Regions from separate parts of the Mus musculus genome. Here regions 1 and 2 are each linked to region 3. Evidence: chromatin loops called from intact Hi-C (ENCODE). Cell type or tissue: heart. All regions are shown on one strand.

Region 1 (8,000 bases), 76 kb after region 3:
TTGTTCCCTGGAACTGGGCTTATTCTGGTCCTCTGTAAAAGCAACTGAGCACTCCTAATCCTTTCTTTGATATTAAATAAAGTTCTTTGCTTTTATAATTTTTTATCATGTAATTTTTGAATTATTGTCACTTTTATCTTATGCGCCTGCTTGTTTTACCTGCATGGATGCCTGTATACTACATGTGTGGTTGGTGCCCACTGATGTCAGAAGAGGGTGTCGGATACACAGGGACTTAAGTTACAAACGGTTGTGAGCCACCAAGTGGGTGCTGGGAATTGAACCAAGATCCTCTGGAAGAGTGGCCAGTGCTCCTAAGCCACCGAGCCATCTCTCCAATCCCTATAAAAATTTTTTTAAACTAATTTTTAGCATTTCACAATGCGCACTACTCTAGATTCAGGAGTCCAGGCTAGCCCCTGTCTGTTCACAGGCCTCTTGGGTTCTAGGCTTTAAGGACCTGCCACAGTCATCTGGTCATGCACTGTACCTTGCCATCCTGTCCACCCTGTCATCTTCAGACCCAGAGGACAGTTCTCTCTGAGTGTCCCAAGTAGCAGGAAGGTTGACTGATGAGTCGGAGGTGTGCTCAGTTGTTTACCGTGCCACCGCTACCACCAGCAGCCAGCCCTTGCTACTCCCCGTGGGCCTGCAGGAGCGCTTCTCATGGTATCTGTCTCTTTCAGTCTGAAAAGACACAGCAGTGGCTGTGATGGCTTCCAGCTGCCAGTGCTTAAGAAGCCAACGGTGTGGAAATGAAGAGTCATGGCCAGCCCGGGGGGGGGGGGTGCAATTTCAAGTCTGTCTTGTCAGGTGGAATGGGAAGTCATCTTGTGATCTCTGACCACGGTCAGGGAGCAGAGCTGCTGCTCTACCTCTGCAGCCGCTCCATGCCTCGTGCGTGGTGTGCCGCTGGGCACTGTGTCTGTGGACATTGATCACCAAGGGCCCTTCTGGCTTGCAGCCGTCAGCTCTGCCTCCAGTTTCCGGGCGGTGGACTAGGATGGTGCTCCTCACCACAGGCTGTGTGATTCTGTCCATAGGGAAAAAGGCTGCAGGCTGCCACTCAGGCTGGAGGGGCCTTGCTTAGGTCCCAAGTGCTCTAGCCAGGGCATCTTCTGGCACCATCTGGGCCTGCACAGGGCCTTCATCATCTCAGTTCTCAGATCTCAGTATTCTATGTACTGGGTACCAGTGCCCCTTCCCTGCCGGGAATGTGAGAGCAAGTAATTGTCTCCTGAGGGGCGGACACTGGTGCTGCACAGCCACACTTGGGGCTCTGCTCCCTGTACCCAGCCTGCCCAAGTTGAGGATTTCACCAGAGTGCCACCCGTGCTTTTGTCCTTCAGAGCGGGTGGAAACCCATGCAGACTAGATGAGCTTGTCTTCCTCCTGATCCTCGGAGCTCTGTCCTAAAGAGGCCAGCTAGGGAAGGAGCAGCCAAGAGCTTTCTGTGCACAGCACACCCTGGCACACCTTACTGCCCTACTACCATCTGCCATCCTGTCTTTGTTGAGGTTCGGAGGGTCCAGCCATTCTTGGGAGCCCAAGGTCACGTGCTTTCAGTCCTAGCAAGCACCTACCAATATGTTGGATCTGACAAAACCACTGAAGCCCTCTACTGCCAAACCTTCCGCAATCTGCTCTTCAGTGCCCAGCCTTCTCCTGGCACCCTGTGTCCTGGGTTCTCTGTAGCCTGAACAGTTCCTCAAGTCCTCTTCCTCTGTAGTCCACCTCAGGCGGGATGGAGAGATGGGGAGAGAGGCAGCAGGGCTGCAGAGGGAAGCCAGCCTGAGCTCGGGTCCCAGTGTTCTCCCACTGGGTAACGCACGCACTAGTCCTCTGGAGTATGTCTGTCTGCCAGCACTTGCATCTCAGTTCATATGCGCACTAGGACAGCCTGAGTTGGTTTGCCTGGCTCAGCCTGGGAGTTAGTACCACGGAGACCTGAGCCCAGGGTCAGCCTGAGAACTCGAAGCTCTTCCCCAAGTCTGTTTGAAAGACTCTGTAGAAAGGATACATACTCTTCTTGACAGGCACCACCTTGACTCTGGTCACAGCCCTCACTCAACACAGCTCCCTCACTTACCGAACTTGACACCCAGCCTCAACAGCCATTTATCTGCTTTATCTTTTGCAACTTGGACACATCCAGAGTAGCACATGGTCTCTGTGGAAGCCTTAGGTCTTGCGTTCTTATACACAGGAGGTGTCTGCCTCCCTGCCACTGTGTGTCCTTGTCGTCCCTGCCTGCCCCACTAGGACTTCTTCCTGTCACTAAGAGGTGCACACAGTGTTAGACAGCAGCTCTCACACAGCTGATTTCCGCTCTCTTTCATTTTTTTTGGGGGGGGGGGCACATATCTGAGAGTGGCATAGCTAGTTCCAGGGTCACCTGAGGTCACCAGTTTTCCAGGGTGGCTGGACCATCTTACTCTCCGACCACAACCCAGTCCGACTTCTTAAAAAACCTAGAGCACCACAGAAGAGAGCCAGAAGTCCATGGATGCATTACAGGCTGAGAACCTGTGGCCTCTCGACCCTGCAGAAGGGCCGCCAAGGTCAGCTCTGTGTCCCTTGGGAGCTCCCCAAGGCTAGTGTCTGAGAATGCTGTGTTCCTGCAGTGGCTCTTGGCCACCACTCTGTAAATAGCCCTTCAGAATGGTTCCTGGAAGTGGACCCCTCACCCAACACTGCTTAGGTGGGGAGAAGACAGTTCACAAAGCCCATAGCTTTTCTAAAAACCAGGAGAGAGCTTACCAAGCCCTTTCCACATGGGCACAATGCTCTTACAGACAGCTCCTTTCAAGTCACACTTATTGTTACAGATCTTTCCAGCAAGGCTCATACATTGTTTTCAAACAACACAGAAATGACATGAATGTGTGAGATTCTTTTGTGTGATCCACAGGTGGCACGGGTGGCCTTACATGTGTGTAGTACAGTAGGCAAAGTGGCCTTGGCATCCTAGGAGGACTTCCTGGCTCCCCACTACCTTCACAGGTTTACTGTGGTGCCCCACAGACTGCCAGCCCAGGGAGAGGAGGCCTGCGAATATGTCGTACAAGGGATCAGAGGTGGACAGCGGATTGAGGAACGAAGTCCAAAGCTAGTACCCGGAAGATCAGAGCTGCCCTGAGAGATGGTTCCTGTGTCTGACCCGCTGTTTTCCACCCGGCGGGCCCCACCCTGCTCCATCCCTCAGCTGTCTGCTCCTTTTGGCAGGACTCAGCCATTCTAGCGCCTCTGGCCTCCGCTCTGTAAATGTTTCCATTGCAGTCTCCTGTCCTGTAGCCTGGGGCAGCGCCACTGTGAGTCACCCTGTCTGTTTCACACACGTGGCCTGGTGCCCTGCTCCAGCCCCTGTCCAACCCTACACAGAGCTGTAACCTTGAAGGGGAGCTTGAACTGACACCACAGTAGTGTGCAGGGCCAGCAAGGGACCACCAGCCTCTGACCCCCCCACCCCCAGCCCAGGGATCTGGAAAGGCAGCGCACGACTCATGGACTGTCACAATGAGCAGCAGGGATAGCCTGACTGTCCTTGTTTGTCCTTTTGGTCCCAAGGCTGTTTCTGTGTTTTTAGAAACAGAAAAATTACCTTCATTAAGATAAGGATAAAAGCAGTCTCTTGTTTGTTTTTCTCGAAACTTCCAGATATGGTGCATATGCCTTTTGTGTCCTGTAGATGTGTATGCACGTGTGTACATACCAGACACATGAACATGCTGACATGCATGCACATGTGTGTATAACCAGGCACATACCAACACACAAGTGTACATGTGCACATACATAGGTAGATATGCATCTTGATACACAGAAACAAAAACATGCATGTACCAGGTACACCCTGACATGAACATATGTGCACACCAGGCACATGAACAGGCAAACATACATTCACATGTATGTACACATAGATTCACACTAGACACATCTTTACAAACGTGCACACACCAACATAAGCTGTGTATACATGTGCACATGTACACACAGACACTGGCCTCTAGGAGCTCCACATTCTTCCGGTCCCCGTGTGCGATGGGCCAGACTAGCACTCTAGTCCAGTGACCAGTGGCCTAGCTGGGCAGACTGCCTGGCCTCACACAGGCTTCCTGCTTCCTGCAGAGTGGTTGCTCTCTGGGCCCATGGGTAAGAAGCAGAAGTAGAACCTCCTGTGGCGTCAGACCAAGGCCCTGGGCCTCCTAGCATCCCCCTCAGCCTTCGTTCCGGGAGACCTAGCACACTTCCTTCCCTGGCAGCATGTGTGTGTGTGGGGGGGGGGGGAGGGCTCTGTGATTGTTTAATAAGGCCTGAGTGTTCCCAGCGTCCTCCATGAGCACCGGAGCTGAGAGTGGAGGGATGACCCCAGAGAGGGTGAGACCCAGTCCTTGGAGGTTTCCGAATGGCTTAACATGGCTGTGTGTGGCACCTTTCCCACAAGGCTGAGCTTGGGGAGTGCTGAGAAGCAAGCTCGCCCTGAAGTCAGGGCTGGTGGTACTGGCCCTGAGTACTGGAGCTGACCGTCCCTGTCACCAGGTACCATGTGCCACCTGAGGCCCTCAGCTGTCCTGAGATCCAGTAGCCAGGCTAGAGTGAGTGATCCAAGAGATTCCTCCAAAGCAGGATTCACCTGAGATGACAAGCAAGAGGTTGGGCCATCCTGTGCTGGGCCGTCTGGTGGGAAGGGCGGAACTGAAGTCACCAGGAGCGGTGCTCACCATTTTCTGGCTTTCCGTAGACTTGATTCTTTCTGCAGTCTTCATTCACTTACTGTAGTTATGTGAGGATCTGCACAGCCTTCATACTATGGTGTGTGTGTGTGTACGCGCGCTCGAGGGCGGCGGGTGGGGTATGTGTGTGTGTGTGTATGTGTACGCGCGCGTGCGTACTTGCACGCAGGTGGAGGGTGGGGTATGTGGGTGTGTGTGTGTGTGTAGGGGTGTCAGATGATCTTTTTCTGTTCTCACGCTGCAATATCAGGTACCCTAGCAATGGTGGCAACAGTGGGTGGCAAAGTAGTCTGGCCTGGGCCGCGGTGGCAAAGGCTTTTGGCAGGAAATCCTGATGGATTCTCTCTGCAGTCTGCCCTCCGTGGCCCCTCCCTGCTGGCCCTTCCCCCAGCTACAGGTCTTCCTGGCTCTTTTGGCCAGCTGCTTGATGGCACCCTGCCTGAGCTGGGTATGGGCAGGAGCAAGGTTTCTGGTCAGCCAGAGCCAAACAGATGAGCTCCAGAGGAGGGAATAGGAGAGCAGTGGAGCACTTGACCAGAGCAGCTTCCCAGAAGGGCCGAAGGCTTCGCCTTGGCTTCCTGTCTCATCACTCTTTCAGATGGAGCAGATGTCTGTCTCTGGTGGCTCAGTGAGCCATCAGCACTACAGCTGTGCTCACACATGTCTACTGAGGAGGTTTGGGTCTGCTAAGTACCACTGTAGAGCGCCCCTGGGAGGACGCGCCTGACATGGCATCCAGCTAGCTAGTGGCTCTCCTTGCCTTAGCTCACAGGGACTCACGTCGAGGGCATCACACCTGAGTACAAAGCCCACCATGTGCAGAGGTGGCCAGCCCGATCACACCAGTTTCCAAAGGCTCTCTTCCAGCCCCTGCCCGCTTTTGCCGTCTAGGCTCTAGCCTCACCCTGCTGCAGTCCAGCCAAAAGAGTTCTCCATTTCCAGGTTTCATGTGCCATGCAAGCATGCATTCCAGATGTGCCCACTATAGAGCACTCTTTATGTTCTGCCCCGCCGGCCTCTCTCCATCCCCCACTCCCGTCCCCAGAGCTGAAGTCCTCCCATAGCAATTGCCCTGACAGCCCTGCCTGCCAACATGAGCTGTACTGTCTGACCACTCCTGGGCCTTTCCCATTCACTGTGAAAGCTGACCAGAGCCACCCTTGGCCCTTCAGGAAAAGGCTACATCACCATACAGAAGGCTAGAGTTTCTTTCTTTCTTTCTTTCTTTCTTTCTTTCTTTCTTTCTTTCTTTCTTTCTTTCTTTCTCTCTCTCTCTCTCTCTCTCTCTCCCTTCCTTCCTTCCTTCCTTCCTTCCTTCCTTTCTTTCTTTCTTTTTTCTCTCTCTCTCTCTCTCTCTCTCTTTCTTTTTTAACGTAACAGAACTGACCTGTCCCATAAAGAAATTGGTTTGCACAAACTTCCCACAGCTGTGAGTGGCCCCTGGGTACATTCACTGGTCACTCAGAGGCAGGAGGACAAGCTGGGTAAGCAGGGCCGCTTCCTCTCCAGGACATAAAAACAGTGCTCACCTGTGCCAGCCTGAAATCCACACAACGCTCTGTCAGCACTGGGGGGTTGCCGTGAGGCTGGGGCATGCTCTCTGTTCATCCAGTCTTCCCTCCATTGCTCTACACTCTCCAAAGACAGGCTGGCACAGACGCCCTCAGTACCTAAGGAAAAACAGGATTTGGCCTGGAGTCGTCCAAACCACACACTGTGTTTAAGCGGGCTATGGTTGGACCATGTGACCTAGAAGAATCTAAATGGGCCTATGTCTGAGGTGGAAGAGTGATGTGTGTGTGTGTGTGTGTGTGTGTGTGTGTGTGTGTGTGTGTGTGTCTGAGAGTTTCCAGGGCTTTCTTGCAGAAGTGTGCTGGCCACTCGCAGAAGGTCCCTCCCAGAAGGCAAAGACATTTGTAACCTAAAATAGGAGCTGAAGCCCCACCCAGCAGGAAAAAGTCCTCCCAGCGAGTACAAACCAGTGCATGGAACCTTGCCACATGGATGAGGGTCTTGTCCCTCTGTCCCTGGCACAGGGTGACTCAGGACAGTGGACACTCCAATCTGGATAGCAGGTGACACCTGGCACCCCTTACTATCCTTGCACCAATGGCTGCAGCTGCATCTCGGAGTTGCCTGGGATGGGGCTGTGCCTAGACATGACGCCAGATTGCACATCTGCTTGTGTCGTCTCTCTGGGCCTTGCTCAGGATGCCATGATGCTGGCTGAGATGAGTTTTGAAGAGAGAGCCCCAGCCAGATGAAGGTAAACGGTCTTGAGAATACTTTAAAGATCTCAAAGTGCAGTGGGCTTTACCCTCACCCCTGCCCGCTCCCGGGTATGCCTACTTCTGCAGTGTTGCAGGCTGGTCATGCGGTATCAGCCCCAAGCTGCCCTGTGGTACTGGTCTCAGGCAGTTCCTTCAGCCTCCTGAGTGCTGTAGGAGAGCCATCCCAGCGCTGTGCCTGGGGCCTCTGGGTAGTTCCTGTGTGGCGTACTGCTGTCTGACTTGAGGGGTGGGGGTGGGGAATGGTGTTAGAAATCCATTAACTGGGGACCTGGACTCCTGAGTGCATTTTCAGCCCTGAATGCCAGATGCTGCCCCGGAGAGGAAGAATCTAGTGGGAGAGAAGTCTGAGGAGGCACTAATGTCTCAGGTCTCATCTCAGTGGCCCCCCTTTTCCCCTCCCTACCTGGTGTGTGATGAGCGGCTATCAACCCACAACTCCGGGCCAGCTTCCTATGTGTCCCTGTGTGTCCCCCTCCTGGCTGCGAGGTCAGTGTGGTAGCATTCAGCTCAAGGACTCTAAGGCCAGTGGGGCCACCTCTGGTACTTCCTTATTTGATGACAATTCTCAGGGTGGCTACTGGCTATGACCTTCCTAATGGCCTTTGACAGTTCTGCAAAACCCTATTGTGTCACTCCTGAGAATGGCCCCTTGCGTATCAGGCTTCCATGACAGGATGTGGCCTGTGGGCTCACCGGCTAGCCTCCTTTGCCTCACTTGGGCTTTGTCCCACAGTGAGTGCCTAGGCCTTCTCCTGGGGACTGAACAGGCAGGCACAGACGTAGGGTGGGGACCCTGGGGCTGATAACCCTCTTTGTTTCAAATTCTGTTTATCTGCTGGTAAGGGAAGTATAGACTGCTCTGAGGCCCACCACTGTGCCCTCTGTGTGTCACACACCCTGTCCCCTGGTGAAGAGACAATCCCATGTTAACAGTCTTCTTCTGGAACCATCTTCTACTTGTCACAGAGAGGTA
Region 2 (8,000 bases), 140 kb after region 3:
AACCAGCTTTGCCAAAAATGATGAGCTTCCAATCCAGAGAGTCCCCACCTCAAAGCAATGTGGAAGAAGATGCTTGACGTCCTTCTGTGGTCTCCACATGTGCACACACAGGTGCATCCAGCTACACACACACACACAGGTGCATCCAGCTACACACACACACACAGGTGCATCCAGCTACACACACACAGGTGCATCCAGCTACACACACACACACACACACACACACACACACACAGGTGCATCCAGCTACACACACACACAAACACAGGTGTATCCAGCTACACACACACACTGTGCAGGGTGGTACACACCTTTGATCACAACCCTTGGAAAACCAGTACTTCCAAGGCAGAGGGAGGCAGAACTTAGTGAGTTCAAGGCCAGCCAGAGCTGCACAGTGAGTACCCATCTTAAACCAAAACAAATAACACAAAAGCATTCATACAAGGCAGTAGCCATTTCCGAGGAATGGCAGGTTAAAAGTTGCTTTCATAGCCCAGACACCAGCCCCTGCTGCTTTCTTGGTTCTTTGGGATGCCTGACAGAAGGTCTGCCACCCCAGGGACAGAGATGTCTTCTTATTTTAAGTGGAAAAGGGCTGCTTGCTGAGTCATAAAAGACACCATTGTTCACAGTCCAGAAAGCATTAATGAATAACTCAGTGTATGGCCTCTGGTCCCAGGCATGGGAAAGGTGCAAAAGAGCTGTTTCTATGATATCAACAAAGTACAGCTTTCCTTCTGAAGTCTCTCTATAACTCTCTCTCTCTCTCTCTCTCTCTCTCTCTCTCTCTCTCTCTCTCTCTCTGATGTGCAGATGTGAGATGTGTATACCCCATACACATGTGGAAACCAGAGGAGGACATCAGCTGCCCTGCTCTCTCTCTCCCCTTTATCCCCTTGTGACAGGGTGTTGGCTGAACCTGGAGCCAGGCTGGCAGCCAGCAAGGCACCCCTTACAATGCTGGGATTAGAGGCCCATGCTACCCAGCCTGGCTTTTGGGGGTGGGGGTGGGAGGCTCTAGGGATTTGAACTCAGGTCCTCATGTTGCTATAGTGAGTGTCCTTGCCAGCTGAGTTCATCCCTCCAGGCCCCGTTTTGAGAGGTGATTGGAAGCAGACCTGGAATGGGCTTGCTGGAGGTCTGGCAGGGAGATGGTACTCCTCTGAAGGCAGCCTGTAGATCTGCTAAATCCAGCCTCCCAGACAGGAAGGCAGGATGGGATCCAGTGCCTGTGGAGGAGGGGAGTCCAGCAAGACAGGAGAGACTGAGTAGATCTGCCGGTCAAGCACCTCTCTGCAGCCCCTGGGAATTGTTTCTGCTTCTGCGTCAGTGATGTTGGGATTCATCAAGGGACTGTAGAGGAAGAGCTGGCCCCAAGGAGCTGCTAGGAGCCCACTGAGCCCATTCTGCTCACTGCCAGGGCCTGGTGTAGTGTAGAACATAGCATTCATGTGTGGCTGAGATGGAATGACGGCCAATGTCCTACACTGACAGCAGTGCAGGGTGGCAGGGTGCGAGTGCTCTTCTCTGTCCCCAAGCTGAAAAGCAGGGGTGCTGGGTATGGGTGTTATTGCCATAACAACAGCAAAGAGTCAGTAGAGTGCACCCCACTACCATAGAACAGTCCCCCCCAAATCCACCTGGCACAGTCCCAGCCCCCAGGACCTTTTGAAATAATGTTGTGGCAGATGTAAGCAGCAGAGGTTAAAATTGTTGGGATGAGCTGAGCATGGTGGAGCACAACTTGAATCCCAGCACTTGGGAGGCAGAGGCAGGTGGATCTCTGAGTTCAAGGCCAGCCTGGTTTACAGAGTTCCAGGACAGCCAGAGCTACAGAGAAACCCTGTCTCAAAAGAAAGAGAGAGAGAGAGAGAGAGAGAGAGAGAGAGAGAGAGAGAGAGAGAGAGAGAAAGAGGGAAAGAGGGAAAGAGGGAGAGAGAAAAAGAGAAAGGGAAGAAGGGAGGAAGGAAAGAAAGAAAAAAGAAAATCAGACAGCAAAGAAGGAAGGAAGGAAGGAAGGAAGGAAGGAAGGAAGGAAGGAAGGAAAGAGAATTGATTGTTGGGATGGCCCTACCCCGGTGTGGCAATGTCATAAAAGGAATACTTGGATACAGAAACATGGGAGAATGTTCCCAGAAGTGGAGGCCCCGGAGGGAGATATCTAGCAGCCCAGAATTACCTAAAATTGACAGAACATCTCAGAGGCTGGGAGAGAACCTGGGCTCCCTGGAACAGACAGCAGGGACAGCAGGCCACAAGAGGGCTGATGACCAACACCTTAGGATCAGACTTCTGGTCTCTTGAACCACAGAAGATGCCCTTTGGGGAGATTTTCTTTTGTTTTGTGGGACTGGCTACATAGCCCAGGTTTGCTGAAAACTCAGGCAATCCTTCTGCCTCAGCCCCCTAAGCGCTGTCTACAGGTGTGAGGGACTGCACCCTGCTTTATTTTCTGTTTGTAAAACCCGTTTGTATCACTGTGTCACGGCACTGGCAGTAAGCTAGCCACCCCTCCTTTAGTGTGCTTCTTTCCCTCTGAGTAGATGGGAAACTCAGTCCCTGGAAGACAGATGGGTGGGATGAAGATCCCGGGGCACAGACTGGTGTCCTCGGGCAAATGGCTGCATCTTTCTGTCCTTATTTGCTAATCAGTACCAAAAGATGACTGCCAGGCTTCTTTCTGCTTCTCAGAGGGCTGGAAACCAAGGGCAGATCCTTTCGCAACACGGCAGGGGCGGGGCTAGATAGGTGAGGCGGGGCTTGGTGGGTGGAGCCTGGGTGGACTCGGGGTGGGGCCAGTCGTCCGCTCGACTAGCTCGACGCTTCCTGGACCCGCTCGGTGTTCAGCCATCTGCCCTGCGTCGCCGTCGCTCTCCGCTCTGGATTTCGCCGTGATGTCGACCGCAATGAACTTCGGGACCAAAAGCTTCCAGCCGCGGCCCCCAGACAAAGGCAGCTTCCCGCTGGACCACTTCGGTGAGGCGAGGCGAGGCACAGGCTGATGGCGGCCTGGGATCGGGTGGCAGAGTTAGGAATACTGAATCTGGGTGGCAGCGTCTCGGGTGCTGAGTCTGAGTGGTAGGGAGTGCTGTTTCTCGGTGACAGGATCAGGGGTATTGGAAGTAGGTGGCAGGATCTGGGATACTGGTTCTAGATGGCAGGGTCAGGGGTACTGGGGTACTGGGTTTGGGTGACAGAGTTATGGGTGCAGGATATCTGGGTGGCAGGGTCAGGGGTACTGGATCTGGGTTCAGGGTCTGGGCTGCTGGGTCTGGGTGGCAGAGACTGGAGTGTTGTCTCTTTGCTATAGATGGCAGGTTTGGGGGCACTGGGTTTGGATGGCAGGGCCTGGGGTTGTAGATCTGGGTGGCAGAGCCTAAGGTACTAGATTTGAGTGGCCGGGTCAGAGTTGCTGGATTTAGGTGTAATGTCTGAAGAGTTAGATGTTGGATGTGACAGGGCCTAGGGTGCTGGATCGAAGGTCTGAGAGCCAAAGTGAAGGAGCTGAATATGAGGGACAGTGTGTGGGGTTATAGACCTGGGTGGCATTGTCATGTGTGTTGATGACAGGATGCTAGAAATGGTGGGTGGGGTCTGAGGTACTGGACCCTGGATGCAGAGCAGTTAATATTACAGGTCCTTCCCGGGTAGTGGGGCTGGGCGTGCTCAGAGCACTGTGGGGGTGCAGTCAGAGAAACTGAGTCTTGAGGGCCCCTATTTCAGAGGGCCACATGTCATGGCTCTCCAAGTAAGACTTGGGGCTAATGTGATAGGATGGTGACAGGCCTCCTGGAACGGAGCTTGATGTTAGGCCCCCTGGCGGCAGCTCAGCTCAGCGCAGGACATACCCACCCTCCCCTAGCTCCAGGCTCTGGGTCTGCCGTGAACATTAGGCAAGGAAATATTTTCAAAAAGCTTTTTGATATCTAACACTGGGGCTGAAAGCCCGGGTTTGGCACATGCTAGGCGAGTGTTCACCTCTGAGCCACGCCTCCAGCCTGGAGGATTTCTAGTCACCGTTCTGAAGTCTGCAGTTAACAGGCCTTTTGGGAAACTGGAACATGGGAAAGAAAAAAAACAAACAAACTGGGAGAGAGTTGGAGATTCAGATTACAGAGGCCGAGCTGGTGCCTGGCACGCACAGGAACCTGAGTCCAGTCCTCAGCACTACAATAATTAAAAAAAGAAAAGACTGCCCTGCCTACCACCAGCACATAGGACATCCCCCCCCCCCCCACCTACCACCAGCACACAGACCTCCCCACAAGTCCTACCACCAGCACACAGCCCTGAGAGATGCAGCAGCCCTCAGCCCTCGTGTTAGTGTAGAAACGGCAGCTGTTAGTGTAGATTAGACGCTTCGGTGAACTGCTGTAGAGACTCCAGCTCCAGGGACAGCTTTAGAGATTACTGGTTTTTTGGGTTTTTTTTTTGGGGGGGGGGGTTCCGAGACAGGGTTTCTCTGTGTAGCCCTGGCTGTCCTGGAACTCACTCTGTAGACCAGGCTGTCCTCGAACTCAGAAATCCGCCTGCCTCTGTATTTTTTAAGTTATGCTTATTTATTTAGTGTGTTTGGGGATATGCCATGACACGTATATAGTCAGAGGACAAACTGTGGAAAACTGGGATCTCTCCACCCCCACGTGTGTCCCAGAGATCAAACTTAGGTTGTCAGCCTTGGTGGCAAGCGTGTTTACCCACTGAGCCATCTCACTATTTTTAGATTATGATTTCATTGCCAACATTTCATTGGGAAATTTTCCATTTAAAATTTTTATTTCAATTCGTTATTGATTCTTCATTTTTTTTTCAAAGGCAGGGTCTCACTATGTAGTCCTGGCTGTCCTGGAACTCGCTGCGTAGACCAGGCTGGACTCAAATGTACAAAGATCCACCGGCCTCTGCCTCCTGAATGCTAGAATTAAAGGTGTGTGCCAATATGACCGGCTTTATTATAATTTTTTTAAGTTTATGTGTATGTGTGTGCATCTGAGTTTGTATATACACCATTTGTATGCAGGCACCCTTGGTGGCCAGAAGCAGGTTTTTGATAGCCTGGAGCTGAAGTTACAGGCATTTGTTAGCTGCTCAATGTGTGTATCAGGAACCAAACTCAGGTCTCTGTCAGAGCAGCCAGTGTTCATAGCCAGTAAGCCATCTCCCCAGCTTCTTTCAGCCCTTTTGTTTTGAAGTACAGGGATTTGAACCCAGGGGACTATATGCCAAACATACACATTACCTCAGAGCCACACCCACAGCCTCACAAAGGGAACGAATTTTGATGGAAACCCTAGTGCTGCTCCTAAAGTCAGCGTGTGAGCGGGTCAGGCCTTCTCTTTAACTAATAGAATGCTGGCTTTCTTCTTTCCCTAGGTGAATGTAAAAGCTTTAAAGAAAAATTCATGAGGTGTCTCCGTGACAAGAACTATGAAAATGCTTTGTGCAGAAATGAATCTAAAGAGTATTTAATGTGCAGGATGCAAAGGTGAGTTCTATTTGTGTGTGTGTGTGTGTGTGCGCATTCACATGTGTGAGTGCTCATGATTGTGGTGAGCCACCGCGTGGGTGCTGGGAACTTGGTCTGTTGCTGGCCTGGATTCACTAGTTAGGTCGCTGACTACAGGCAAGCCAAGGGATCCCTCTCTGCCCCCAGTGCTGGGACCAGCACACCCAATTTTCTCGGGTTCTCGGGAGGGAACTCGGGTCCATTTTACCAACCCAGCCACCGCCCCTGCCACAGCAGAGTGGCTGATGTTTGCCAGGAGAAATCACAGTTTAGCCAGTGAGGAGGCCGCTAACGGCCCTGGAAACCTCCGTGAGTGACAAGCCACAGAGTGAGTGTCCACAGCTTTGTCCCTCCATCTTTAAGCTTTCAGAATCGTAGATCCTAGCGGCGCTGACTGAGCCCAACAGGTTTTCATGCCTTTCACATTCTCGGCCCAGTAAGAACACTCATGGCCTCGCGCTGTCCTCTGAAAGCTGTTTGAAATGCCACCGGGACAATGGCGACTTAAGCAGTAATGGATGATGATGGCCACCCCCACACCCACCCCAGGTTTACTTTTTTTTTTTTTTTTTTTTGGTTTTTCGAGACAGGGTTTCTCTGTGTAGCCCTGGCTGTCCTGGAACTCACTCTGTAGACCAGGCTGGCCTTGAACTCAGAAATCCGCCTGCCTCTGCCTCCCGAGTGCTGGGATCAAAGGCGTGCGCCACCACCGTCCGGCCCCAGGTTTACTTTTAAACAGAACAAAAACCAAAACCTGTGGCGCTCTGCCTTAGGACGAGAGCCATTCTACTGTAAATGTGCAGAAGCAGCTAGCACGCCAGTCCTTGGGGAAGGAGGCCTGTCCCCATCGCTGTGTACACAGGAACTCAGGCACCCCAGCCTCTCTCAAGATGTCAGTGGTCCGCTTAAGCCTGCTTTCTTTGTGTTTAACAAACCCAGACAAGTCCTAGAGGCATAGGCATGTGGGGGTGACAGTGTAGGTGTCTCAGCTCTGGCGGTGACCCCCTTCCAGATAGCTCATGGTTGGAACTGAGCCTCAGCAGATGGCTGAGAATTTCCTCTTGGCTCTGCTGAGCTTTACAAGAGGGCCAGAGTGATCCCAGCCTGGAAGGAGGCTGTGAGCAGGTTCCTGCCTTCCCCACAGCTCAACCCCTGGGTCTTGGTGTCTACAAAAGGAGAGGTTCCCACAGGCAAGCTGGACAGATTCAGCAAGTAAGAGCTTTAGTGGAGCCTGACACAGGATTGTCATCCTAACTGCTCAGGAAGCTGCGGCAGGAGAATGGTGAGGTTGGGGCCAGCCTCGGCTACAGAATAAGTTCAGAAACTATCTGGGCAATTTAGTAAGATCTTATCTCAAAATGATAAGAAAAACAGGGCTGGGCTGGTGAGATGGCTCAGTGGGTTAGAGCACCCGACTGCTCTTCCGAAGGTCCAGAGTTCAAATCCCAGCAACCACATGGTGGCTAACAACCATCCGTAACAAGATCTGACTCCCTCTTCTGGAGTGTCTGAAGACAGCTACAGTGTACTTACATATAATAAATAAATAAATCTTTAAAAAAAAAAAAAAAAAGAAAGAAAAACAGGGCTGAGAATATAGCTCAGTGCTAGAGCACCTGCTTAAAATCCCCTGAGTGAAGGGCTGGGGTGTGGCTCAGTGGTAGAGCCCCTGCCTAGAATCCCCCCAGGGAGGGGCTGGGGGCGTGGCTCAGTGGTAGAGCCCCTGCCTAGAGTCCCCCAGTGAGGGGCTGGGGGCGTGGCTCAGTGGTGATGCATTCCACAGTTAAGTGAAGTCCTGGGTTCTGTCTACAGTACCCCCTCCATACCCCTTTCCAAACCTGAGCAGATTGTTTTGCCCGTAGTGCCTGGCACAGATGCATAAGTAGGGACTCCTACTTATGATTGCTTCGAGGGTGTGGCTACTTTGAGATCCTCTGGGGGGGTGACTAGTCTGCCTGGCAAGGCTCTGGACAGTACCAGCAGAGGTTCTTGCCTGTTTGTCTGTGGGGTGAGCTGAAGCAAGGCCTCCTAGTCCCCGTGCCACACTCGACACCACATAGAACACGTGCGTCAGAGTTGGGAGGGAAGGGCCTGCTTCCATGGCCTATGGGACCTCAGCTAGGCGAGTGCAGGCACCCAAGGAAACTTCTGGCTTTGTCCAGTGTTGGCAAGGGTGTTTTGGTTTGGTTGGTGGTTGGTGGGTTTGTAAATAAATGCAAGTAAGAAAATAAAGTTAAAATACTCCTTCTCGGGCCTCCGGGGCGCGGGGAACCTCGGGGGCTGCGGCTGTCGTCACATCTCAGCTGGCCGTGACCTTGCAGCTCTCCTGCCCCCACCTCCAGAGAGGCAGAGGTGACAGGGGCATGGAATGAGTGTTGCTGGGACAGGCAGGGATCACAGAGCCCTCAGGAAGGCTCCAGAGCACAGCTCAGGGCTCATCTTAGTGTCTCCGGCCTTAGAAATCCCAGGGACAGTTTTCTAGGGGTGT
Region 3 (8,000 bases):
CATCACGTGTCAATCTTTGCCTTCTGTGTTGAGAGAGGGTCTTTTGCTCAATGCTGTTTAACATCAGCTGGCCTTCAAGCTCTGGGGAACTCCTGTTTTTACCTCCCCTCTCAGTACAGGAATGCTGAGATTATAGATGTAGTTACTGTCTCAGCTCATGTGACTTTGAACTCAGGTCTTCATGCTTACATAGCAAGCATACTCCCTACTGGGTTACTTCCCCAGCCATTGTCATGTTAACAGGTATCAGGTATCAATAGTCCTCTACCAGATACATCCTAGGACCATAGCTGGTAACAAGGAGGGAGGGTAACATGAAGGGCACACAACAAGGAATGCAATGGGGAGTAGAAGATGAGAGAGTAGAGTGTCAATAATGAAAAAAAGAAAGAAAGAACATGGAAAGCTGCCAAGAGTCAGAGAAAAGAAATACAGGCCTGTAACTGACTCTGGCAAGCTGGCCAGATACAGTTGGTCTGACAGCTGCCAGGCAGAGGTCCCAAGACCCAGGGCCCACCTAAGAGTCTAACATTAGCAGTTAAGTGCAAAACCTAGAAACTCTACCCCAGCCTCTAACCCAAGAACTTGCAGCCACTTGTCTGTCCATAGAGCCTGCAGCCATAGGTCCCTATTCTCAGGGCATGGAGCTGGAAGGCTCCCCGTGTATCGGCACGGCCTATAAGCAAGTCTTCAACACTAGTGTATTAGTCAGGGTTCTCTAGAGTCACAGAACTTATGAATAGTCTCTAAATAGTAAAGGAATTTATTGATGACTTACAGTCGGCAGCCCAATTCCCAACAATTGTTCAGTCGCAGCTGTGAATGGAAGTCCAAGGATCTAGCAGTTACTCAGTCTCACGCAGCAAGCAGGCGAAGGAGCAGGAGCAAGAGCTAGACTCCCTTCTTCCAATGTCCTTATATTGTCTCCAGCAAAAGGTGTAGCCCAGATTAAAGGTGTGTTCCACCACACCTTTAATCCCAGATGAAAGGCATAGCCCAGATTAAAGGTGTGTTCCTTAACTCGGAGATTCAATCTTCTGGAATCCATAGCCACTATGGCTCAAGATCTTCAAACCAAGATCCAGATAAGGTTCTCCAAGCCTCCAGATAAGGGTCACTGGTGAGCCTTCCAATTCCGGATTGTAGTTCATTCCAAATATTGTCAAGTTGACAACCAGGAATAGCCACTACAACTAGTAACACTTTTCCTTGCCTATTCATCATAAGTAGAGCAAAAATAGGCCAGCTTTTTGGTAAAAGGGATACTAGTGTTAACCAAAGCTCCAATGGTTGGGAGAAGCCACACTGTCGCTACACATTCTACAAGGCTGATTAGAACCTCACTGACTTCAGAGAGCTGGAACGTTACAAGTCCCAGGACCAAATTATTTTGGTCTTCATTTATCATTTTCTGTGTTCTGTTACTACAAAAACTCTGTAAAACAATTACTACATCAGAACAAGATATTTCAAGTAAACTGAATCTATGTTCCTGTGCCAAAATGACTCATATTTGGTTTCAGAATAAACTCTCTCCTTTGTTTTGAAGTGTGGGTTGTTTTTTTACATGAACAAAGCTAAAATGCTGCCTAGGGCTACTAGCTGCTACTCAGAGGATCACATTACCTGCCCCACTGTCAATCAAAGCCCAAAAAAAACCTTCCAACCTTAGTTAAGGCCTTAAGTCTCTGGCCTTAGCACAGTAGTTCTTAACCTGTGGGTCACGACCCCTTTAACAAACCTCTATCTCCAAAAATATTTACAATTCATAAAAGTGGCAAGATTACAGTTATGATTGGGAGTCATCACACCATGAGGAACTGTATTAAAGGGTCAAAGCATCAGGAATGTTGAGAACCACTGCCTCAGCACATGGAGCCCAAATTCTCAAGACTTAAAGCTTGTCTTAGGGTATCTATTGCTGTGATAAAGCAACACTGTCAGGGTCAAGGCTCCTCCATCTTGTTCCTGTTGTAGCCATCTAAGGTCTGGCTCAGCGCTGACCTCTGCTTACACTCCCTCTTAGGGGAAAGTCCCTTTGAGAATTATCCAACCCTGTCTTGGGGACATGAGGTCAAGATACCCTGGCTAACTGCTGCTTTTTTGCTTCTGCTAAACTGCTTGCTTGCTCTTCTTACCTCTGCAAGTTCCAACCACATATTGTTTTTACCTTTAAGCTTCCTGAAGAGAGCAACTGGGGCTGCTCTGTAAGAACTCTTTCTCTTCAGGCAGTCACTGGCCAGCTTAATAAAGACTCTCAAATTCCAACTCTGGTTTTGTCAAATGGTTCTGGGGGTGGGGGGCTGTCTTTGGCCAACCATGACCAAAAGCAACTCTTACACTTCAGGGAACAGTCTATCATTGAGGCAGTCACAGAAGGAACTCAAACAGGGAAAGAATCTGGAGGCAGTAACTGAAGCAGAAGCTGTGGAGGACCACTACATACTAGCTTGCTCCTCCTCCTCCTCCTTTTTTTTTTTGAGATGGTCTTTCTACGTAGCCCTGGATGTCCTGGAACTTGCTATGTAATGTTGGCTAGGGGGCTGGAGAGATGGCTCAGGGGTTAAGAGCACTGACTATTATTATTATTTTTTCTTTTGGTTCTTTTGAGACAGGGTCTCTGTATAGCCCTGGCTGTCCTGGAGCTCACTTTGTAGACCAGGCTAGCCTCGAACTCAGTAATCCGCCTGCCTCTGCCTCCCGAGTGCTGGTATTAAAGGCGTGCGCTACCACGCCCGGCCGGCACTGACTATTCTTCCAGAGGTCCTGAGTTCAATTCCCAGCAACTGCATGGTGGCTCACAGCCATCTGTAGTGGGATCCGATGCACTCCTCTGATATGTATCTGAAGACAACTACAGTGTACTCATGTAAATAAATCTTTTTTAAAAAACAAAGCAAAAAGTAATGTTGGCCAAGCTGGACAAGAACTAGGAGAGCCACCTGCCTCTGCTTCCCACATGCTGCGATTATAGGTGTACACATCCAACTGGCCTGATTTTTACTTTCTTATAGCACCTAGGATAATCAGCCTAGGGGTGGTACTACTCGCAAGGAGCTCAGCCCTTCCATATTAATGACTAACTTAAAAGTACTTCCTAGGCCAATCTTATAGAGGTTATTTCCTGAACTGTGGTCTCCTCTTCTCAGTTTATGTCAGATTGAGAAATAAATAAATAATTAATTAAAAACATAAATAATCAGGACAGAGCAGTAGTATTCTGGGTCTATTAGCCTAGCCCACAGATCTTTGGTATTCTCGAGCTTGGGTCAGCAACACTTGAACATCTTTCTTTCTTTTTTTTTTTTTTTTTTGGTTTTTTTCGAGACAGGGTTTCTCTGTGTAGCCCTGGCTGTCCTGGAACTCACTTTGTAGACCAGGCTGGCCTCAAACTCAGAAATCCGCCTGCCTCTGCCTCCCGAGTGCTGGGATTAAAGGCATGCGCCACCACCGCCCGGCTTGAACATCTTTCTTTCTTTCTTTCTTCTTCTTCTTTTTTTTCTTTTTTTTTTTTTAAGATTTATTTATTTATTTATTTATTTAAAGTACACTGTAGCTGTCCTCAGACACTCCAGAAGACGGAGTCAGATCTCATTACGGATGGTTGTGAGCCACCATGTGGTTGCTGGGATTTGAACTCCTGACCTTCGGAAGAGCAGTCGGGTGCTCTTACCCACCGAGCCATCTCACCAGCCCTGAACATCTTTCTTAAATCACATGCATAGTCCGTGCTCCAGCAACTCTGGTAACAGAGATACAGGCATTTTGGGTATCATCTTGTAATTCTTCTGTAGACTGGACCTCACTTTTCCAAGGCATGTTTGTTCAGATGACCTGTCCCTGGCGTTCTGCCTCCCCGAGTCCTGGGATCCTTACAGCTTCACAAATGGGCCATCAATCTGTGCATACCGCGATCCCAGCCCTCAGGGAACTCCTACTGAGACACAGGATTCTCACGTCCGGCCGGGTCCTGTCTCAGGCTCTCAGGTACAGGCAAGCCTGTCACCTCACCCAGAGCTGCCTCACCACGACTCAGCCTAAGCTAGAGATGTTGCCTGACTGTTCTAGAAAATAGGCGGGGGGATAGGGAGGGACGAAAAGGCCGTAGAACTGCTGGATTGGTGACATGTAAGTGACGTCATCACGGCGCCCAGCCCTCTGGGGGTCATAACACGAAGGAATTGGCTGGCCTTCGATGACATTTTGGGCGCGCTGGCGGGCCGACTCTAGATGTTAGGGGATTGGTTGGTGTTGGTGTGGCGTCATCAGAGCGCGCCGGGAACGCCCAGGATGTATGACTCTGGATCTGTCGGCTGGGGATAAATGGCCCAGGCTGCTGCAGGGGCAATGCTACGCTTTCCGGCCTTGAGAGAAGTCGGGCGCTTCGCGGCGATTGGAGCTGCAGTTTCTACTGCGGTGTCACCGGGATAACCACAAAGGGCACCGCTTGTCTGTCTCCGCCTCTGACTACCCGTGAGTGCCAGGTACCGGTGTGGTTGCGGGCCGCTGGGGCCCGGGGAGCTGGTGAACTAGGGGCTGGCGTCTCCGCGCTGTGATTTCTCGTGGCCTGGCCATCAAGGAGTTACTGTCTCAGCACAGTGACATCTCACATCCCCAGGTCAACTGCCCTGAGCCATTGTCGCGGCAGCCAGGCATAGTGGTTGTTGCAGGCCTGTAGTCTCAGCGCTGGGGAGTTGAGTTATTAGATCACAAGCTCCAGGCTAACCTGAGCTAAGTAGTGAGACACACTTTCATGAAACAGTCTACTAGCAGGGCATGGTGGCTCGTGCCTTTAATCCCTGCACTCCAGAGGCAGAGACAGGCGGATCTCCGAGTTGATAGCCAAAGTGATCTACAAAACGGGTTAAGGGACAGCCAGCACTACAAAATAGCGTCTGTCCTAGGCCCCCGGCCCCCTGTTTAAAAAAGGGGGGGGGGAGAAAAGAAACAGTCGGTGGTCATTTGGTAATACGTCACGTGCTGCTTGCTTTGAACAAAAACATTTCATAATGCGGATTCTGTTGTGCACGACTTAAAAGGTTTCCTCCCCGACAGGAATGAGATCCACCCTAACCACTAAATGCAGTAGGAAAGGAAGGGGGAAGGGTGGGAAGTGAATTGGCTTAGAGGTGTTAGAGGTGACGTTTGAGGAAGTGACACTGTAGACTGGTCCTTGACAAGTCAAATAGATGTCTTCTGAAGCCTGAGAGTTCTCAACAAGGAGTAGATAAGAAGTTCCCAGCAGAGAAAGTAATAGAAAGATGTGAAAAGCTCTTTGGGGACTTGACCTGTGGAAAGTGCAAGAGTTTCGAGTCATTTGATAGGTGACAGGACTTGGAGGAGACTTTGCTTCAAGCCTGGTCTCCGGGATGCCAGCCTCTCTGCTTGTCTGTTTCTTGTGGTTAATTAAAGTGCCGCTTGCCTTGATCGGCCCTGGCCTGATGTCATTATGGCGTGTGCACAAAGTAAAACTGAAGGCATGAGGGAGGGAGAGGCAAGGGACAGCCTACTCTGGGGAGCATAGTCAACTGATGCCACTTAGCACCTGGCACCGAATCTTGTTGATGTCAACAAGTGTATTGAGGAGTTGAGACTGCAGCTTGAGTTCCAAGGAGACCATAATTTTCAGTGGCAGCTATGGACTCCATACGGGAAGCCTTTCTTTCTCTCACCACATTTGTTTTGTTTTTGCCAGAGCTGGGGATTGAACCTAGAACTTCCCCCTCCCACATGCTACGCAGAGCATTCTCTTATTAACCCAAGGCTTGGTATTTATGATGAAACGACCACTTTGCTCTTTGCTGAGAATTTATGAGATGGCAGTCTTTCCCATGGCCCCAGGATGGTTTGGGTTTCCCGTGCTTCTCACAAATAGCTTCTCTGTGCTCTTTGGCTGCAGGTGACAGGCCCTGGGGTCCAACTCAGAACCTCATTCTCTTCTAATTCCCACAGGTGATACTTAAATACATCTGTGTTTTTGGACAGCATTTATAATGGAGTTTCCTGACTTGGGGAAGCACTGTTCAGAACCAACTTGCAAACAGCTAGGTAAGAACTTTTGGGGGCTCTTGCTAGGGAAACAGCATTACATTGGCTGCTCTGCGGAGGACACCTGGCTGGTGCACTCTCTCGCTAGTTGGCCTCTGTCCTGGTTTAGCTTCTCAGCATGAAAACTCTGGTGCAGGAACACAGGGTCTGCTCAGAATTGCAAGTTAATGACCCCTTAAGGCCACGCAATAGCCACCAGGGCTTTGCAGATAACAAAGGCAGCTTGGATGGTTGCGATGCCACAAGAGATGATATCTGTGTTGAAAAGACGTGAAGACATTTGTGGGGCCTTCATTGTCTCTTGACCTTCCTGCATTTCTACCTTTGGGACTGGGGTTGTTGCTCAGGTGGTACAGCACGTGTCCAGCATGTCTGAAGCTCTGGAGAGGTGCAGGCAGGAGGAGCAGAGATTCAAGGTCCTCCTAGGCTACATATGAGTTCCAGGACAGCCTGCACTAAATAGGACCCTGTCTGGGTTGTTTGTTTGTTTGTTTGTGGTGTTTGTTTGTTTGTTTGTTTGTTTCTTAATTTTATGGCCCAAAGTTGTTTTCTCTCACATGTGCCACCTCCGGGATGTGTCTGTCTCTCAGACTCCAGTTCTTCAGAGGACTTACCGTTTTATCCTGATTTTTGTTTTTTAGATTTTCTGCCAATAACATGCGACGCCTGTAAACAAGATTTCTGTAAAGACCATTTTTCCTACGTGGGTCATAAGTGTCCCTTTGCGTTCAAGAAGGTAACATGTCATGCTGGGGTCTGGACTGCGCGGCTACAGCTCTTCCATCCAGCTGTTCTGTGCAGGCCAGAGCATGGTCTGTGATGGCCGCGCTTTGAGTTTTGAACGGGTGGGTTTGTTACGTACATATGGCAAGCCAAAGTAAAAACAAGCAGAAAAGTAGGTAGAGAGCTAGATGGATGGGTAGGTGGGTATTATTGGCGCTCGGAACATCCTGCAGAAACAGACTGGGGAGGTTGGCAGACTCAGCTGGAGTTCCCAGTTCAGCTTCCCCACTGGCTGAGCATCCCCTGCTGAAGTCTTCTGGCTTCCTGACCCCAGGGCAGGTACCTTTCTACCTCAGGATAAGCAATAGTTCCCTCTGTTGGAAGTAGCTTTTCTTCTAGCTGGTCTCTGGGACACGGTGCTTTCACTCTGGTCTGCATTGCTGTTCTCTGTCACAGAGGTGATCCATGCCCCTCCAGAAGTCTTGGAGGACACCCTGAAACATTCACGCCTTGGTGTAAAATGGGTTGGGAGTGGGCGATAGCACAGCTACCAGAGCCAGCTCCTCAGTGAGCTCCTGGCAGTTTAGCAATACGATGCACATTACAGCAGTGCAGCGGGCAGCTACTCCCTGTAATTCTTAGTTGTTTGTTTCCTTGTTTTGAGACAGGAGCTTACTGTGTAGCTCTGGCACTTTGGAGCTCTGGTGGCTTGAAATTTGCTCTATCAATTAGGATGGGCTCAAGCTCACAGAGATCCGAGTCTACCTCCCAAGTACTGGGATTAAAGTGCCAGCTAAAAAAAATTTTTTTTTTTTGAGCCAAGGTCTCTTGTAACCGGTGTTTACATCAAACTCACTATGTAAACAAAGCTGGCCTTGAGCTTGTGATCTGTCTACCAAGGTTGGGAGTAGAGCTCTACACCATTGCTACAGACTACTAGAGCACACTTCCAAGTAGTTCAGTGCCCACACGTGCCCAATGGCGTCCTCATTGGACAGCGCAGGACTGCAGGGTAGCTGTAAAGCTATCAAGACTCTATTTTCACAGACCTGGAGTCAAATTACCGTTTTAAGCGAATCACAGATGAATGAATCAGGTTAAAATTCCCACAAGACTATTCTTATCTAGGGGCGGAATGGATTTGCTGATCAAGAGATAAGGTTCATTTAGAAACCGAACAGGTTCTAACAAGTGCATGCACTTGGGACAGAGGAGGGCAGGGGACACAG

Evidence for each region. Hi-C counts contacts between places; a loop is a spot of excess contacts. Peaks named below come from ENCODE experiments on the same cell type or tissue, not always from the same donor. Only the 100,000 strongest peaks of a DNase experiment are listed, where the experiment ranks them.
Region 1: it touches region 3 in a loop (2.0-fold over the local background); 2 of 42 quality-filtered maps call a loop at or near these places.
Region 2: it touches region 3 in a loop (2.4-fold over the local background); 2 of 42 quality-filtered maps call a loop at or near these places.

Annotation. Positions count from the first base shown.
Region 1 is chr5:139,404,838-139,412,837 of GRCm38, reverse strand. The region is part of intron 2 of 3110082I17Rik (RIKEN cDNA 3110082I17 gene); the gene reads left to right. It overlaps C130050O18Rik (RIKEN cDNA C130050O18 gene), which reads right to left and starts at 7,554. Exons shown (of 3, transcript NM_001384195.1): 1 at 7,431-7,554; 2 at 6,266-6,406. The coding sequence starts at 6,344. In heart, CTCF peaks have their summits at 3,276 and 3,998; DNase peaks (open chromatin) are centred at 3,257, 4,147, 6,777, 7,623 and 3 weaker places; H3K27ac peaks cover 1,648 bases; H3K27me3 peaks cover 2,627 bases.
Region 2 is chr5:139,340,054-139,348,053 of GRCm38, reverse strand. Cox19 (cytochrome c oxidase assembly protein 19) reads left to right here and starts at 2,888. Exons shown (of 3, transcript NM_197980.1): 1 at 2,888-2,982; 2 at 5,380-5,491. The coding sequence starts at 2,901. In heart, a CTCF peak has its summit at 3,830; DNase peaks (open chromatin) are centred at 2,783 and 3,813; H3K4me3 peaks cover 2,472 bases; H3K27ac peaks cover 2,487 bases; H3K27me3 peaks cover 1,593 bases.
Region 3 is chr5:139,480,750-139,488,749 of GRCm38, reverse strand. It overlaps Zfand2a (zinc finger, AN1-type domain 2A), which reads left to right and starts at 4,259. Exons shown (of 7, transcript NM_001159908.1): 1 at 4,259-4,473; 2 at 5,953-6,048; 3 at 6,690-6,784. The coding sequence starts at 5,994. In heart, no CTCF peak of the experiment used is centred here; a DNase peak (open chromatin) is centred at 4,209; H3K4me3 peaks cover 1,825 bases; H3K27ac peaks cover 1,404 bases.